Regions from separate parts of the Homo sapiens genome. Here region 2 is linked to region 1. Evidence: read pairs that join two places in POLR2A ChIA-PET (ENCODE). Cell type or tissue: GM12878. All regions are shown on one strand. Links, peaks and the distances in the headings refer to the core of each region. The heading gives the core; the rest is flanking DNA. Region 1 overlaps MARK4 (microtubule affinity regulating kinase 4). Region 2 overlaps CLPTM1 (CLPTM1 regulator of GABA type A receptor forward trafficking).

Evidence for each region. ChIA-PET counts read pairs that join two places held together with the same protein. Peaks named below come from ENCODE experiments on the same cell type or tissue, not always from the same donor. Only the 100,000 strongest peaks of a DNase experiment are listed, where the experiment ranks them.
Region 2: POLR2A ChIA-PET joins it to region 1 with 8 read pairs; 3 of 35 experiments call an interaction of 5 or more read pairs at or near these places.

Annotation. Positions count from the first base shown.
Region 1 is chr19:45,281,970-45,286,353 of GRCh38, reverse strand. The region is part of intron 12 of MARK4 (microtubule affinity regulating kinase 4); the gene reads right to left. Among named protein-coding and RNA genes, the nearest start is that of MARK4, 33 kb to the right of the region's middle. In GM12878, for the core only: no CTCF peak of the experiment used is centred there; a DNase peak (open chromatin) is centred at 2,543; H3K27ac peaks cover 632 bases.
Region 2 is chr19:44,981,086-44,985,469 of GRCh38, reverse strand. It overlaps CLPTM1 (CLPTM1 regulator of GABA type A receptor forward trafficking), which reads right to left. Exons shown (of 14, transcript NM_001294.4): 6 at 167-252. Among named protein-coding and RNA genes, the nearest start is that of RELB, 18 kb to the left of the region's middle. In GM12878, for the core only: no CTCF peak of the experiment used is centred there; no DNase peak of the experiment used is centred there.

The DNA.
Region 1 (4,384 bases), core at 130-4,129:
GGCCAGGCGCGGTGGCTCACGCCTGTAATCCCAGCACTTTGGGAGGCTAAGGCGGGTGGATCACAAGGTCAGGAGATTGAGACCAGCCTGGCTAACATGGCAAAACCCTGTCTCTACTAAAAATACAAAAATTAGCTGGGCATGGTGGCATGCACCTGTAATCCCAGCTACTTGGAAGGCTGAGGCAGGAGAATCGCTTGAACCTGGGAGGCAGAGGTTGCAGTGAGCAGAGATCACACCATTGCACTCCAGTCTGGCAACAGTGCGAGACTCCGTCAAAAAACAAAACAAAAACAACAACAAAAAACCGTAACAGTTGCTGCATTTGAGAAACTGGGAGCTGGGGATATGTGTTGGATGAAGACTTTTTCACTGTCTATCCTTTCCAAACTAACACATTTTCAAGGATGTTATTGTATGAACAATTTCAAAAGCAACACAAAATAATTCTGGTCTCTAGGAACATCTTAGGAATCTACTGTTTTAGAACCCGGGGGTGAAAAGTGATCTCAAACTTGAGAGGGTCAGAAGGTCTGCTTGTTACATCCTCAGGAGCGATACATGCTCAGAAGTCCCAGAACCACAAGCTGAGAGCTCTACAATGACAATGACAGATACCTGGCACCTGCCAGCAATCCCTCTCTGAGAATCCCTGGAACTCAGGTCTCAGTGTGGGGAGTTCTGAAGGTTACCACGTTCTAACCATATGATACCAAAGTCACAAGCTCCTTAGGAACTTTCTGGGCACGCCCTGTCATTTTACAGGTGGGAAAGACAAGACGCAGGGGCAGGGAATGGTTTGACCTCCAGCAATGGTGGGGGTAGGGCAGAAGCACCACTTCCCGTGTGGGGCTCATGCTGGGTCTCAGATTCCCTGACACCTCTCTCCTCCCTCACTTCAGTGTGGAGGGGAGGTCAGAGCGCAGGCTTTCAGCAGCCACTTTGTGCAATGTGTCCTCCTGTGCCCCCATTACAGCAGATTAATCCCAACTGGACTCGATATCAGAGCTCCATCCTGATCCTGATGAGTGGACCAAGGAGATTCTAGCTAACACTTGGGCTGGATTCTTTTTTTTTTTTTTTTTTTTTTTTGAGACACGGCAGTCTGGCTCTATCGCCCAGGCTGGAGTGCAGTGGCACGATCTGGACTCATTGCAACCTCGGCCTCCCAGGCTCAAACCATCCTCCCACCTCAGCCTCTCAAGTAGCTGGGATTACAGGTGCACACCACCATGCCCAGCTAATTGTTTTGTTTTGTTTTTGAGACAGAGTCTTGCTGTTGCCGCCCAGGCTGAAGTGCAATGGCACAATCTCGGCTCACTGCAACCTCTGCCTCCCGGGTTCCAGCAATTCTCCTGCCTCAGCCTCCCAAGTAGCTGAGATTACAGGTGCTCACCACCACACCCGGCTAATTTTGATATTTTTAGTAGAGACAGGGTTTCACCATGTTGGCCAGGCTGCTCTCAAACTGCTGACCTCAGGTGATCCACCCAGCTCGGCCTCCCAAAGTGCTGGGATTACAAGGCAAGAGCCACTGCGCCCAGCCTAATTTTTGTATTTTTCTGTAGAGATGAGGTTTCATCATGTTGCCCAGGCTGGTGTCGAACTTGAGAGCTCAAGTGATCCACCCAATTCAGCCTCCCAAAGTGCTGGGATTACAGGCGTAAGCCACTGCACTCAGCCCTGGGCTGGATTCTAAAACTGAGATGTAAGAAATCTAGGAGCGGGCCAGGCGCGGTGGCTCATGCCTGTAATCCCAGCACTTTGGGAAGCCAAAGCCAAAGCAGGTGGATCATGAGGTCAGGCGATCAAGACCATCCTGGCTAACACAGTGAAACCCCATCTCTACTAAAAATACAAAAAATTAGCTGGGCGTGGTGGTGGACACCTATAGTCCCAGCTACTCGGGAGGCTGAGGCAGGAGAATGGCATGAACCCGGGAGGTGGAGCTTGCAGTGAGCCAAGATTGCGCCACTGCACTCCAGCTTGGGCAACGGAGCGAGACTTTGCCTCCAAAAAAAAAAAAAAGAAAAGAAATCTAGGAGTGGCTGGGCACAGTGGCTCACGCCTGCAATCCCAGCACTTTGGGAGGCCGAGGCGGGTGGATCACCTCAGGTCAGGAATTCAAGACCAGCCAGGCCAACACGGTGAAACCCTGTCTCTACTAAAAATACAAAATTAGCTGGGCAAGGTGGCTTGTAATTCCAGCTCGGGGGCCTGAGGCAGGAGAATCAGTTGAACCTGGGAGACTGAGGTTTCAGTGAGCCACCATCGCACCACTGTACTCCAGCCTGGGCGACAGAGTGAGACTCTGTCTCAAAAAAAGAAAAAAAAGAAGAAATCTAGGAGCTGAGAGATCTAGAAAAAGATAAGGTGAGATATGTAAGACAGAGAAAAAAAAGATTAGACAAGCAGACAGCCTAGTACCTGTCCCAGAGTAAGAACTTCACCCCTGCAGACAAGCAGGGCTGTAAAACGAACAGAGTTGGAAAACACCCTGAAAGTTCCTCAAACTATTATTAAACACACAGTTACCAGATGACTCAGCAATTCCACTCCCAGATACGTACCCAAGAGAAATGACGGCAAAACACAGCCACACAAAAACACGGATACAAATGTTCACAGCAGCATCATTCACAACAGCCAAAAAGTGGAGGCAATCCACGTGTTCATGAATGGATAAACAAAATGTGGTCTATCTATGCAATGGAATATTACTTGCCAATGAAAAGGAATGAAGTGCTGATACCCATATCATGGATGAACCTTGAAAACTTTCTGCTAAATGAAAGAAGCCAGTCACTGAAGGCCACACATCGTGTAATTCCATTTACCTGAAATGTCTAGAATAGCCAAATTCATCGACATAGAAAGTAGATTAGTAGCTGAGGGTGGAAGGGGGATTGGAAGTTGATTTTTTTTTTTTTTTTTTTTTTTTTTTGAGAGGAAGTCTCACTCTTATCGCCCAGGCTAGAGTGTAGTGGCGCGATCTCAGCTTACTGCAACCTCCGCCTCCCAGGTTCAAGCAATTCTCCTGCCTCAGACTCCTGAGTAGCTGGGATTACAGACGCCTGCCACTACGCCCGGCTAATTTTTGTATTTTATAGTGGAGATGGGGTTTCGCCATGTTGCCCAGTGGTCTCGAACTCCTGCGCTCAGGTGATCTGCCTGCCTCAGTCTCCCAAAGTGCTAGGATTACGGGCATGAGCCACCATGCCCTGCCTGGAAGTTGATTGCTAAAAGTTGTGAATTTTCTTTTTGGGGTAATGAAAATGTTCTGAAATCGGTCATCATGATAGATGTACAACTCTATAAATATATTAAAGCCACTGAATTGTGCACTTTTTAATTTATTTTTTGAGATGAGGTCTCGCTCTGTAACCCAGGCTGGAGTACAGTGGCGCGATCACGGCTCACCACGACCTCGATCTCCTGGGTTCAAGTGGTCTTCCTACCTCAGCCTCCCAAGTAGCTGGGACCACAGGCGTGTACTACCACACCTAATTTTTAATTTTTTAGGGGGCGGGGTGGCGGAGTCTCGCTCTGTGGCCCAGGCTGGAGTGCAGTGGCGTGATCTCGGCTCACTGCAACCTCCACCTCCCAGGTTCAAGCAATTCTCTGCCTCAGCCTCCCGAGTAGCTGGGATTACAGGTGCCCGCCACCATGCCTGGCTTTTTTTGTATTTTTAGTAGAGACAGGGTTTCACCATCTTGGCCAGGCTGGTCTTGAACTCCTGACCTCGTGATCCTCCCACCTCGGCTTCCTAAAGTGCTGGGATTACAGGCGTGAGCCGCTGTGCCTGGCCAATTTTTAATTTTTTTGTAGAGACGGGGTCTTGCTATGTTGCCTAGGCTGGTCTAGAACTCCTGGGCTCAAGCAATCCTCCTGCCCTCAGCCTCCCAAAGTGCTGGGATTACAGGCGTGAGCCACCATGCCCGGCCTGAATTGTGCACTTTAAATGGGTACGTTGTTTGGTATATGAATTTTAACCTTAATAAAGCCGTTAAAAAAAATAGAAGAGAGGGTTAAAATTTGATGAGTGTGTGGGTGAAGGGACCTCTCAGAAGTCTCCATGCCTAATGGGTGCTGATGGTGGTGTGTATCCTTTTTTTTTTTTTTTTAATTTTTTTGAGATGAGGTCTCTCTGTTGCCCAGGCTGGTGTGCAATGGCATGATCTCGGCTCACTGCAACCTCCGCCTCCCAGTTTCAAGCAATTCTCCTGCTTCAGCCTCCCGAGTAGCTGGGATTATAGGCACGCACCAACACGCCCAGCTAATTTTGTGTTTTTAGTAGAGACAGGGTTTCACCATGTTGGCCAGGCCGGTCTCAAACTCCCAACCTCAGGTGATCCACTCACCTCGGCCTCCCAAGGGATTACAG
Region 2 (4,384 bases), core at 242-4,241, 300 kb after region 1:
ACCCCATTTCCCAGAGGAGGAGCCCAGTGCTCAGGGAGGGGAGGTGGCATGACCGAGCCGGCATGGTGGTTCAGTGGTGGTGACAGATGACAGCCCCAGTGGTCTGGGATGAGCTGTGAATGGCCTGGCTTGGTCCCTATAGGCCCTGACAACCCTGCCCATTTACCTTGATCATTTCTGGGTCCGCTTCTGTCTCTCCTGTCAGCAGGTTCTTGGTTTTCTGAAATCGTCTGCGCTTGTATTTGTTGATCACTGTGGTTGGGAGGTGGGAAAGGAGGGGACGTGAGACCTGCTGGCACCTGCAGCCTCCAGAGCCCGGACCCCTGCCCACCAGCAACGGCTCACGGTCTCCTGGCATCCACCTTGCACTCACCTGCTGAGATCAATGTGACCTGGAATGCCAGAACTGCCTCCCCAAATCTCAACGAATCCCAGTTCCTCATGATCATGGGGACGCCACCATCACCAAATGCCCCAGGCAGAAACCCCAGCTCAGTAGGGCACTGTAATCCCAGCACTTTGGGAGGCTGGGGCGGGCAGATCCCCTGAGGTCAGGAGTTAGAGACCAGCCTGGCCAGCATGGTGAAACCCCCCGTCTCTAATAAAAATACAAAAATCAGCCGGATGTGGTGGCGGGTGCCTGTAATCCCAGCTACTCGGAAGGCTGAGGCAGGAGAATCGCTTGAACTAGGGAGGTGGAGGTTACAGGAAGCTGAGATCGCACTGTTGCACTCCAGCCTGGGCAACAAGAGCGAAACTCCGTTTCAAAAAGAAAAAGAAAACAAACAAACAAATAAATAAAAACAAGTGACTGATCATGGCATCCCGCAGCTTTGGAACCCCAGACACTCACCGTAGCCCCGGTGACCTCTCAACCCTCACCACCTTCCACTTCTCAAACATGCCAACCCGGGGCCTTCAGGCGTGCTGCCCCGTGTCCCAGGAACCCATGCCCTGACACAATCTTCGTGGCCTGGCTCCTCCGTGGCATTCAAGTCCCTGGCAGAATGTCCTTCTTCCACAGGGCTTCCCTGGCCACCCCACTGAATGAGCCTATGCAGTCATTCTCCTGCCAGCTTGTTTCCTTCACAACATTTCACCACTATCCAAAACCACTTAGCCAGTGGTTTACCTGCCTGCTGTCTGTCCCTGCAACCAGTCTGCAAACTCTGTGCGGAAATGCGGGTAGGGGCAGGGCCTGTTTGAATACACATGGGGCGCCTGCACAGGCTCGGTGATGACCAGTTGAATACATGACTATAAAGAGGCAGCAGACGGTTCCAAAAAAGGCCTGAAGCCACCAACATGAGAAACCAAGATGAGAAACACTTTGAGGCTGTGAATCCCCAGCCAGGAGTTGGCCTCACTTCCTCTCGCAGAGGCCCAGTTGGCCACAGGCCCCCTGCCATGTTGTCCCAAATGCTGCCGGGGAGGAAGGGGCTTGTGCGTGCCCACGCTCCATCTCCCAACCTCTGCCCTGGCCTGGGGACGTTTCTGTTTTTTTTCTGGAGACAGAGTCTCGCTCTGTCACCCAGGCTGGAGTGCAGTGGCACAATCTCGGCTCACTGCAACCTCCGCCTCCTGGGTTCAAGCAATTCTCCTGCCTCAGCCTCTCAAGTAGCTGGGATTACAGGCGTGTGCCACCAGGCTCTGCTAATTTTTTGTATTTTTAGTAAAGACAGGGTTTCACTGTGTTAGCCAGGATTGTCTCAATCTCCTGATCTCGTGATCTGCCCACCTTGGCCTCCCAAAGTGCTGGGATTACAGGTGTGAGCTGCCGCACCTGGCCCGAAAAGAAGCTAAGTATTTTTCTTTTTTCTTTTCTTTTTTTTTTTTTTTTTTTTTTTTTTTTGAGACAGAGTCTCGCTCTGTCATCCAAGCTGCAGTGCAGTGGTGTGATCTTGGCTCACTGCAACCTCCGACTCCCAGGTTCCAGCTATTCTCCCACCTCAGCCTCCTGGGTAGCTGGGACTACAGGCGTGTACCACCACGCCCGGCTAATTTTGTATTTTTAGTAGAGACAGGGTGTCACCATGTTGCCCAGGCTGGTCTCAATCTCCTGGCCTCGTGATCTGCCCACCTCAGTCTCCCAAAGTGCTGGGATGACAGGCGTGAGCCACTGAGCCCGGGGACTTTTCAGCTCTTCCTTATGCTATGAAGGAAAACTCAGTCTGCCCTCCCTCAAGTCTCTATCCTGTCCCCTGGGGCCAGGGAGAGACAGGGAAAGGGGAAAGAGACCTGGCCAACAGCGGGGGCTCTGGGGGCAATCTTGGCTCTGAATCCTACAAGCTAAGGGATGCTGGTGAGTGATGTCACTTCCCTAAAGAAGGAAGAAAAGCCTCACCACTTCTTGGCCCAGGGCCTACTGCTTATTAGCAGAAACGTCATCCTCATTTTTTTTTTTTTTTTGAGATGGAGTCTCACTCTGTTGCCCAGGCTAGAGAGCAGTGGCATGACTTCAGCTCACTGTAACCTCTGCCTCCTAGGTTCAAGCAATTCTCCTGCCTCAGCCTCCCGAGTAGCCGGGATTACAGGCATCCACCACCATGACCAGCAATTTTTGTATTTTTAGTAGAGACGGAGTTTAACCATGTTGGCCAGGCTGGTCTCAAATTCTAACCTCAAGTGATCCACCTGCCTCGGCCTCTCAAATTGCTGGGACTACAGGCTTGAGCCACCTGGCCAATCCTCATCATTTCTATGATTATTAAATCATTGGGGATCTTCCTCCTGTGTCCAGGGGGAGAAACCAACACTCAAGGGTTGACTTGGAGAAAATTCCAGGGGGACATGCCCCAATCGTGTCCACACCTGACAGAGACTGTCCAGGGAAGGGAGAGCCCCAGAGGGCAGCGCTGGCTGGTGGAGGGGGAGGCACAGGGGAGAGAGGCTTTGGCTCAGGCAAAGAACACATTCTGCAGCTTGGAGGCATCCAGACCAGATGGACCTGGCTCCTGTGGGGAGGAAAAAGCCCCCCTTTCTTGGAGGAAAATCTTCTAGAGCTGCACCATCCAGTATCAGGGTTGCTGGCCACATGCAGCTACTGGGCACTGCAAATATGGCTGGTCCAAACCAAGAAGTGCTATGATATAAAACACACGCTAGACCCTTTTTTTTTTTTTTGACATAGTCTCGCTCTGTCGCCCAGACTAGAGTGCAGTGGCACGATTTCAGCTCACTGCAACCTCTGCCTTCTGGGTTCAAGTGATTCTCCTGCCTCAGCCTCCCGAGTAGACGGAATTACAAGCGTTAGCCACCATGCCCGCCTAATTTTTGTATTTTTAGTATAGCTGGGGTTTCATTATGTTGGCCAGGCTGGTCTCAAACTCCTGGCCTCAAGTGATCCACCTGCCTCAACCTCCCAAAGTGCTGGGATTACAGATGTGAGCCACCGTGCCCAGTCACACACACTAGATTCTGAAAACTGACACAAGGGGAAACAAAAATGTAAAATATCTCACTTTTTATACTGATCATATGTTGAAACGAGAATATGTTGAGCTCAATTAAACTATTATTGATATTAATCTCATGGTTTTTCTTTACCTTTTTATTTATTTATTTGTGAGACAGGGTCTCCTTTTGTTATCCAGGCTAGAGTGCAGTGGTGTGATCACTGCAGCCTCAACCTCCTGGGCTTGGGTGATCCTCCTACCTCAGGCTCCCGAGTAGCTGGGATTACAGGCATGTGCCACCATGCCTGGCTAATTTTTGTATTTTTATTAGGGGGGGTTTTGCCATGTTGCCCAGGCTGGTCTCGAACTCCTAGGCTCAAGCAATCCTCTAGCCTTGGCCTCCCAAAGTGCTGGGATTACAGGTGTGAGCCATCACGGCCCTGGCCTTACCTTTTTATTATTTTATTTATATTTCTTTTTGAGACAGGGTCTCGCTTTGTTGCTCAGGCTGAAGTGCAGTGGCCTGATCACAGTTCACTGCAGCCTTGACCTCCTGGACTCAAATGATCCTTCTACCTGAGCCTCCTGAGTCGGAGGACACTACAGGTTGCGCACCACCATATCTGGCTAATTTAAAAAAATTTTTTGGCTCACGCCTGTAATCCCAACACTTTGGGAGGCCAAGGCAGGTGGGTCCCCTGAGGTCGGGAGTTCGAGACCAGCCTGACCAACATGGAGAAACCCTATCTCTACTATAAATACAAAATTAGCTGGGCGTGGTGACACATGACTGTAATCCCAGCTACTTGGGAGGCTGAGGCAGAATTGCTTGAACCTGGGAGGTGGAGGCTGTGGCGAGCCAAGATCATGCCACTGTACTCCAGCCTGGGCAACAAGAGTGAAACTCTGTCTCAAAAAAAAATAAAATAAAATAGGCCAGGCGCGCTGGCTCATGCCTGTAATCCCAGTGCTTTGGGAGGCCAAGGCGG